Linked DNA regions of Homo sapiens: region 1 is linked to region 2. The links are chromatin contacts, found by Hi-C or POLR2A ChIA-PET in ENCODE. All regions are on one chromosome and are shown on one strand. Each heading gives the region's core, a stretch centred on a gene start or an enhancer-like site at or near the end of the contact. The rest is flanking DNA. Distances are from core to core; before and after follow the strand shown.

Region 1 (4,374 bases), core at 1,434-3,933, 55 kb after region 2:
TTTTTTATTTCAAGTGCAACTCTTCTTTTCACTTGAACACTTGGAGGCCTTTGTAAGGTTATTTTTTGGCCTAATTTTCATATTGTTATGTCTCAGGAACTTTGCATGTCATTAGGGAGGCCTGAAGAGACAGAGATGGAGAGTGACCAGTGGAACAGTCAGAACACACACAACATTTACCAATTAAGTTTGCTGTCTTATAAGGAAGGGCACACTTTATGGTGCCCCAAAATAATTAGTAACATCAAAGACCACCAATCACAAATCACAATAACTAATATAATAATAGTGAAAAAGTTTGAAATATTGCAAGAATTACCAAAGAGTGACACAGAAACACAAAGTGAACACATGCTGTTGGAAAAATGACACTGTAGACTTGCTTGACGCAAGGTTGCCACAAACCTTCAATGTGTAAAAAAAAAAAAAAAAAAATGCAGTATCTGTGAAGTGTGATAAAATAAAGTATGTCTGGAGTCATGCAACCCCCAGCACAATGATGGTAGGGCATTGTTGTCACCCTGCTCCCCCAAATTGCATTGTGCCCCTTTGTAGTAAAATCCTTTATGTTGGCAACCACTTATCTCATTTCTATCTCTATAGTTTGACCTGTGCCAGAATGTCATATAAATGGAATTACATGGCATACAGTCTTTTCTGCCTGGCTTATTTCATGTAGCATTGTGCTTTTGAGTCATACAAGTTAATGTAGGTTTCAGTACTCCATTCCTTTTTATTGCTAAATAGTATTCTGTTTTATGGATATAACACATTTTGTTTATACCTGCACCAATTTATGGACATTTGTGTTGTTTCCAATTTTTAGCTATTACAAATAAACCTGCAATGAACATTCACATATCAGTCTTTGTATGGACATGCTTTTATTCTTCTTGGGTAAATATGAGTGGGATTGCTGGGTCACATGGCAAATGTGTGTGAGACTGATAAGAAACTGCCACAGTGCTTTAAAAACAACTGATGTTCCATTTTGCCTTTCCCCAGCAGTGTTGCAAGGGTTTTAGTTGCACCACATCCTTGTCAACACTTGGAATTATCAGTTTTGTCATTCCAGTAAGTGGATGGGGGTTGAGCATCTTTGTGTGTACGTGAGTTTTAAAAAATATCTGACTGACTCTAATGTGGTTTTCTTTATGTTTCTTCTGCTTGGGGTTGGTTGAGATTTTTAGATATGTGAATTTGTAGTTTTTAACAAATTTGGAAACTTTTTGGTGATTATTTCCTGAAATTTGTTTCTGTCTTACCCTTTCTACCATCTCCTTCTGTAACTCCAATTATATGTATAAATATACTGCTTGATATTATCCCACAATCACAGATGCTTATTCATTAGTTTTTAAGTACTTTCTGTGGTTTAAAAAAAAATTTTTTTGAGACAGGATCTCACTCTTGCCCAGGCTGGAGTGCAGTGGCGTGAACACTACTCATTGCAGCCTCAACCTTCTGGGCCGAAATGATCCTCTCATCTCAGCCTCCTGAGTAGCTGGGACCACAGGCACGTGCTACCATGCCTGGATAATTTGTACGTTTTTTGTAGAGACTAGGTTTTGCCATGTTCCCCAGGTTGGTTTCAAACTCCTGGCCTCAAACAATCCTCCCACTTCAGCCTCCCAAGGTGTAAGAATTACCGCACTCAGCCGTTTCCTTTTTGTTTTCTTTTTTAATTCTTGATATTTTTATTGCCATGTCCTTGAGCAATATTGCTATATTTTCAAGCAACACTTCTGTTTTCTGTAATATCTAATCTGCCATTAATCCTATTCAGTTTTTTAATTTCAAATTTGTCATGTTTCTGTTCATGCTAGTCATATCCTCTACCTTCTTGAAGACATGTCATATATTCACAATAGCCGTTTTCCAGCCTCTTCCTCTCCACTCTTGGCCCCTCATGTTCTAGCCACTGTCGGCTCCCTGAACTCCACACTCTGTCTTCTCACCCCAGTGGGACTGCTGGGCTCTGTTTGAGTTCCCCTTTCCTGCACTGCATCTGGAAACTGCAAGCAGTAAGCTGGACACGGTTGTTTGTATTTCTTCTCTCAGGATCACTGTGTTGTACTATCTGAAAATCATTGTTTTCTGCATTCTGTCTGGTTTTCTAATTGTATGCCAGCCACACTTCCAACTTTTCCTGTGTCATTTCTTTCTTCCCACCCTCTGCCCCATCTGCTACTCCATGAAACAGAATGCTCACTCCGTTTGCATCTCTCTGGTTTGGTTGTGTTTGAGATAGAACTTTCAGGACTTTTATGACTTGCCAACATGACTTCTGTGAGTTTTAGTTCATAGAATGATTATACCCTTTTTTTAGTTTTGCTGCTGTTTGTGGCTTTTTGCTTGGCTTTGTTTTTGCTCATTTCATCAGGAATGTAGAATGGAAATTCTGTAATGCATTTTCAATCCACCAGCTTAATCAAGACTTCCTCTACCTTTATTTTCCAGTTACCAAAATATTCACTGTACTGGTGGTAATTTTCACTGTGTCAATTGATTGCCATTCCTAAAATGGTAGAATCTCATACTAGAAGAGTCCTGTTTTCATTGGTCTGTTTTGGTTACCAAGAGTAGAAACTCACTCTGGCCAGCTCACAGAGGAGTCGCCACAGATGCTGGCTCACACAAGGGATCATGAGAGGGACAGGGACCTCAGGGAACTTGGAGACCGGAAACTGCAGTCCAGCCTCATGACAATAGCAAGCTGTTCGGAAACCTGGCAGCCCCCGAGGTAGCTGCTCCTCTCTGTGGAACAGGGGTCTTTCTGCTTATCTTTCTGCCTCTTCTCCATTCTGCTTCCTCTGCTGGCTGGCTCGTTCTGTTCACTCAGAGTTTCTACTGCTTTATAACTTGTTCTGGCCTTGGTCTGTTCTTTACCATATCCTCTAAGCATTTATTTCAAGTACTCAATCTATTTGTATTTCCTGCCTCAGCCTAGCCTTTTAGCTGCAGACCAGTGGTCCCGATAAACCTCCTCTTGTATTAAGTGTCCTTGGATCAGGTTCTCCCCCTGCTTTAATCCACTTTGTCCAGGAAGGTATTGTCAGCACAAAATATGGCTCCCTTTAGTGGCTGTTTCGGTTATCTATTGCTGTATAACAAACCACTGCAAAACTAGTGGCTTGAAACAATGACTTCTCATTTCTCGTGATTCTTGGGTTAGCTGGGCTCAGCCAGATGGTTTTGCTGCTCCATGTGATATTAGCTGGGATCACTTAAGAGATTTGTTCTGCTGGGAACTCAGCTTGGCCTGGAACATCGAAGAAGGTACTCACATGGCTGGATCTCATCTGGGGTGGCTGGGATGGCTGGGCTTTTTTTTTTTATAGCATCTATATCGTATCTTGGACTTGAATTAAGCTTGTTACAACCGAAGATGTTTTCCAGATGAATGGCTGCCAGGCTAGCTCTCCTGACCTGTGCCCCTCTACCATCAGAAACAAGGCTATCAATAAACCCTAAAAGTAATTAGAGATTCATTCTCTTTAGGAACCTAAAACTTCTGCCAAAACATAAATCAATAAACCAGATGGTTTTTGCACCTGGTAGACATTTGTCTTGATTTTCTTCATTTTTACCTGAGGTACAGTGCTTATCTTGAAGACTTAAAGACTGGCATTTGTTTCCTTTTTGAAATTACCATGATGGTTGATGTATGACTCCTTTTATTGAGGCTCATATCTTTTAGTTATTTTTATTTATTATAGGTAGTATAGTATGTTGTCTCTTTTCCTGAAAAGCTATAATTGACTGAAAGCCATTTCTCTATTTAGTGTGTGAAAATTTCTCAGAATGGCTCAGAAAATCAAACTATAGTAGCGTTTGTCATTAGGCAGGCTGTTCTTTCTGGTCCATTTGAAATACAGTAAAACCTCAAACATTGGGACCCCACTCATGTGGAGTTTGTGATTACTCAGCTAATGTTTGACTGTGTAAATGGTGTGCTTGAAAGATTAATAGCGCGAAGGAGGTGCTTACGTGCATGCTATTTTCCCTGGTGTTTCCAAGGGCTCTCACGCCCATGGCCCAGCCCCACTTGCCTCTCAGTGTCCCCTCGCTCTCTGCATCCTCTCTCTACACAGCTGGGCCACCCTCCCCTCCCCTCTGGCCCTGGTCCCTGCCTGGAACCCTCTCCTGACACCCCACCTTCTGTGCTTAGGTCATGGCTCACCTCCACTGTCTGGAGACTCCAAAGGCTGCTCCTGAATGCTAACCCTACCTCTGCCACCAGAGTGGCCAGCTCTGTGCCAGACGAGGCCACTGTCCTACTGCATGGTGGAATTTAGCCCTTCCCATGGCCAGGTCTGTAGCAGAGGGAGATGTAGTCAGTCAGAACCTAGAAAGCTTTGTAGCATAGAAATC
Region 2 (5,040 bases), core at 2,445-4,944:
GGGGTTGGCACCCAAGTGGTATCTCTGTCCAATTTTTTTCTGCAATCCAGATCAGAAAAATTAACTGTATAGAATGTGTAGATGAATGATCAATGTAGCAATAAAGCCCAAGTAACTGTAATAATAATAATATACAGTTATTCATGTGGGGCTCTTGAAGTCACAGGCACCTTATTTTTTGTTCTTGTGCCCCATAAAGATAGAAAATTCTTCATTTTGCATTTTCACATATATTAAAAGGCAGATTTAATGCACTTAAAATAAAGAAAACTGTAATCAGTAGATCAAATCCCACTCAAAGAAATGCAATCATAAATGTCTGAACACATTGTTTATAATTTCAGAAAACAAAAGTTTATTTTACTTAAAATATATATAAATGAGCTTGAATACACCCACTATTGACAATCAAGATCAAGATTGAGCTTGTTCGCTCATGTAATTAAGGGCTGGTAAGAGAAAATAAGGAATATGTAACCTGAGTTTAAGAGATTCTAGGGAATATCTGGATACTCTTCATAGTACACAGTGTTTTTAAGAATGGATTTGCACTGGCATTTCGGTGCATCTCCTCTCCCCCATCAATGTAAGTGATCTAATTCATCATCTTTTTAAACTGAAGTGACTTTTACTATTCTTTTTATGTTGAGAGTGATAATTCCATTCTCTAGCTATCTTTATTAGATGCAGATTTACCACCTGTTTTAAACTTGAATGTTTAAAATTGTTATGAGACCTGTACTAACATATAGAGACCAAGGAGTCAACATTCTTCCTCTATAGAGAGAAAACATTGAAAATTTAAATATTTTGTGACGTATTACATAAAAAGTAAGTTCTTTTCTAAAGTTTTTTGTTAATTTTGCTGCAGTTTTTCTGTCATGGACTATGCTTTAGTCATTGTAATTAAATTGAAGTTGTAGAGAGGAAAAAGGAGAGAAGAGGAAAAAAATAAAGAAAATGAAGCCCATCTCTCTCTTACAGGCAGTACGGTGGTTCACATACACAGCAAATGGGCAGCCCCACCTGTTCAGAGATTATACGTGAATTCATTCTTGTCATTGCAGTTCCATTCTCTGTACTTTCCCTTTGAAATTAATTTTTTCAGTCATTTTTTTTTGCAACTTCACAAAAGTCTTGATTTTAATTGCCTTCAGGTTTAATTAAGAAAGCATACTCTGAGGAATCCATTTCCCCAGTAGAAAATAGTACTTTTTAAAGGGAAGAACAAGATGCTTTGTCTGGGAGGATATTATTTGCTCTCTCTGAGTGTTTTTATTTAAGTTGCTGAGTAGTCTCTTCTAACACATGACTTTAAATATTTCTTAAATAAAACAAGGTTATTTAAATAAAATATGTGAAATGAAGGTTTTTTTCCTTACACAGAAATGTTGGCAGTTGACATGCAGCATCATGAACATTCTGGGTTAAGTTGTTGGTATGGTGTCATATACTTTTTCTTGTTACTTCTTAATTCAGTGAAGAGATAAATCACACTTCATAATTAATGGAGTCTGCTGGTTTGGACCAAGCCAGAGATGATCTGTAATAAGGTTACTATTGATCCCCATCTCCTTTGTGGCTTCTTTTATCACTCTCCTGCCTCAGTCATTAAAAGCTTCTTTTAATTAGAGTTGTCGACACTACCAACTTTTATAACTGTAGAAAAAAGACCAGATGGAATATTGTGCTTTGGGATAAGAATAAGCTAAAAATGAATGAAAGAAGGAAGGGAGGGTGGAAGGGAGTTTTGGGAAAGGTAGATGCATCCTACAGAGTGATGATTTGAAACCCAAAGGCTGTTGTTTAATCTGATGACTGGAGAGGTCCAGCCAATGTTTCCAAAATCAGTTTCTCTGAAATCATCAAAACCATTGATGAGCCATTTTGTAATGGTTCAAGTTACCAAGCCAGTGGAAGTGAAAATAAATGTTTAAACGATACAGTGTGCTGGTAACATCACATGTATTATCAGATGAGAAGTACCAGGCCACCACACAGTGATCGGGAGCTGGGAGATTGAGAAACCTTTGGGAGATTGTGCTTCAAGCATGTAAGTGGTGGTAATTGTAAGATTTTCCTTCTGATCCAGTTTTCTAGCTTAACATGTCTCCACAGAAACCACTGAGGAACACATATTCTTAAAGTATTCTTACACACACACACACACACACACACACACACACACACCCCAGATACTAAGCAAGGAACAGTTGAGGAAAGAGTAGCACTTTAGGGGATGGCAGTCTGCTTGAAAGAGACTTAATCACATAGCATCACAGAGCAGCTTTTATCCATTAAGTTGGATATCCATCTCTAAACTCTCTGGGAGGATGACTTTAATAGATTTCAACATGTTGTCAGATGATGTCCTCAGACAAGAAATGATAAATGCTATTAAGCAAGCTACTATGTCATCTGACATACTAACAGTCTGATTTAAAATTGCAAAGTAAGCAAGGAAACAAGAGCTGGGGTGCCATCCAGCCCTATTGGTGAATGAGAAATGGGACCCGGCTGTTAGCATCACTTCAGTTCCTGGGTAGATTTCATTTGAGCCATCACCACCTAGAGAACTGTTAGGGGGCAGTGGTTTAGGGCCATGTATTTGATAGGGTCTCCATGGTTTTACTTTTCTGTTTAGAGCATTTTTATTGTTTTTTAAAGGGGCAAAGGCAGATTGCTAATTTTTCAAACACTTTAGTTCCCTGAATCTGGTAGAAAATATGAATATATCTGAAACCCAAAGCTCAAGAAAAGTTAGGGAACTTCTTTGTAAACCTATGCTTTACGCAAAAGAATACTACTACATTTTTTATAAAACTAAGATATTCGAAGTACTGTAGTCTTTTTTCTTCCTATGCAAAAGTAGAGGAGTTACTTCCTATGTTCCCATCAAATTCCACATCGAATATTGGATTTTGCTCCTGTATAATTTCTTCAAGGCTTATTTTTGATACTTTTTCGATAGTTTCTCTGTGTTTCTGCAGTGGCTGAAGGTGCCTCCTAAGTTCTTTGCTAAGTTCTTCTCTCTGTCAAGGACCCTTACAGGAAATTTAAAAAAAAGAAAGAAAGAAAGAAAAGGATTTTATGTATCTTTAAAATTCTGTTAGTGCTCTGGAGATAATATACACAGTTCTTTTGGTCAACTGGCAGTTTCCAAAGCTGCGAGGAAGCACTTAGCTTCCTTATCCCCATTTATTCAGTAAACTTTTTGTCATTACTAGACTTTGAATAAATAAACTTTAATTGAGTGGAGGAGGCAATGCTGGCTGACTTCTCATTTCTGTGGCCCTAATTCTAGTTGAGCCTTTAATCACCTTATGCTGTATGGCAGAGTTTGAGTTCAAGCTTCATACTCATCCCAGGTGAAAAAGAAAATGTAACTTTCTTACCTCTCTTATGAGGGAGGTAGATGTCCCTGGATTTTAATTCTGTTGGTAAACTTCATCTATTGCATTCATTACGTTATTCGTTTTGGACTGTAAATGCTAAGCTCTTTAGGTAAAATGCTCAGTCTCTCTGACTTTCTCTCTTTCCCCCTCTTCCTTCACAAAGTGGCCAGTGGTTGCTTGGAGAGGGTGTGGTTGCAAACCCTTCTTTTTGTGTTCTTGGCAAAGAATGTCTAAACATCTAAAGCCACCATCCTCTCCTCCACTTTCTATTCACCTCGAGGTGGGTACATAGTGGGGGGATTTCCCAGCTCCAACATGAGTCACTCAATACTGCAAGAGGCGTTATTTCCTCCTCTCTGTTCTCTCGTCAAGAAAGCTGCAAGAGCCAGCTCCTTTCCTCCTGCCTCAGAGCTGCAATTCCCTTGGCTCAACCTTTGTATTTGGAAGGAAGTCTCCTCCACCTTAGGGGATAACACTCTGTGATCTACGGGTTGTTTCCCCATGATATGGTTTGGCTGTGTCCCCACCCAAATCTCAACTTGAATTGTATCTCCCAGAATTCCCCCGTGTTGTGGGAGGGACCCAGGGGGAGGTAGTTGAATCATGGGGGCCAGTCTTTCCTGTGCTATTCTTGTGATAGTGAATAAGTCTCATGAAACCTGATGGGTTTATCAGGGATTTCCACTTTGCTTCTTTCTTATTCTCTCTTGCCACCACCATGTAAGAAATGCCTTTCACCTTCTGCCATGATTGTGAGACCTCCCCAGCCATGTGGAACTGTAAGTCATATTAATCCTCCTTTTATTCCCAGTCTCGGGTATGTCTTTATCAGCAGCATGAAAACAGACTAATACACTCGATATGTTGAAATAATTTAGAACATAGTTTGATAAATCCTGATTTTCAAGTCTATCATTTTGGTGGGAACCTGAGCAAAAATCTAATTTGACCTTTAAAACTGACAAATGTCTCTGTGTTCATAAGATAGTTGCTCCTCATCCAAGCTCTGAAACTTGTCCTTTGAATAGGTGGAAAGCTCCAGGGAAAACATGATTCATTAACTATGGCAGCATCTGTGAAAAGAAATAACTTATTGACACCATCCCCATCACACTTGTGAGACTGTTGAAGCCACCCAGCCTGCAGCCTTTCCCTCTCTGCTGCAGTTCATCCTCTGGTTTGCCTTAAAGACATTCTTCCTGAAATATCTCCCAGAGAAAGGCCTAGGTATTTCTGGGAGGGTCCAAGAGGTAGAGTTAGAAGTATGATGTGATAACTTTAAGAACTAAGCCAGCTGGAAGGATTATATTGTGATCATCAAGAACAGTGGAGCCAAATTGCTCTGTTACCTTGACTATTTTTGTTAGGTGAATAACATTTTTTCGTAGAGCATCCTGGAAAAGTGGCATCCCTTTGGTGTGTTGAGATTGATGAAGAATTTGAGTTAAGCCTAATAATTGCCAAGAGAGAGAAAAAGGAGGGTGAAGTGTGAGAGGAATATCTTTAAGAACATACACTTCATGTCTATTTTCTTCTAGCAATTGAATCTTTCCAGCATCAAGATTTTTTATTTACTGTTGAAACGTGCATCAAACACTACTGGCAATAGTATAAAGCCCTTTTTAAAAAAAGTTTTTATAGCATC

The links. Hi-C counts contacts between places; a loop is a spot of excess contacts on that map. ChIA-PET counts read pairs that join two places held with the same protein, here RNA polymerase II (POLR2A). Pooled maps may share reads with other maps.
Region 1: a map of CD8-positive, alpha-beta T cell shows a loop between it and region 2 (2.0-fold over the local background). The contact joins two enhancer-like sites. A Hi-C loop is called at or near these places in 6 of 168 maps with a recorded cell type or tissue (CD8-positive, alpha-beta T cell, PC-3, breast epithelium and 3 more) and 4 of 50 pooled maps. POLR2A ChIA-PET finds 5 or more read pairs at or near these places in 4 of 52 experiments (CD8-positive, alpha-beta T cell, OCI-LY7, activated B cell and 1 more).

Annotation. Positions count from the first base shown.
Region 1 is chr3:17,075,130-17,079,503 of GRCh38, forward strand. The region is part of intron 5 of PLCL2 (phospholipase C like 2); the gene reads left to right. Among named protein-coding and RNA genes, the nearest start is that of PLCL2-AS1, 23 kb to the left of the region's middle. Within about 2 kb of position 2,684, at least 8 of the 41 ENCODE cell types and tissues checked have a DNase peak (open chromatin) inside an H3K27ac peak, as active enhancers do.
Region 2 is chr3:17,019,442-17,024,481 of GRCh38, forward strand. The region is part of intron 3 of PLCL2 (phospholipase C like 2); the gene reads left to right. Among named protein-coding and RNA genes, the nearest start is that of PLCL2-AS1, 33 kb to the right of the region's middle. RefSeq lists enhancers at 3,589-3,808, 3,879-3,958. Within about 2 kb of position 3,695, at least 3 of the 41 ENCODE cell types and tissues checked have a DNase peak (open chromatin) inside an H3K27ac peak, as active enhancers do.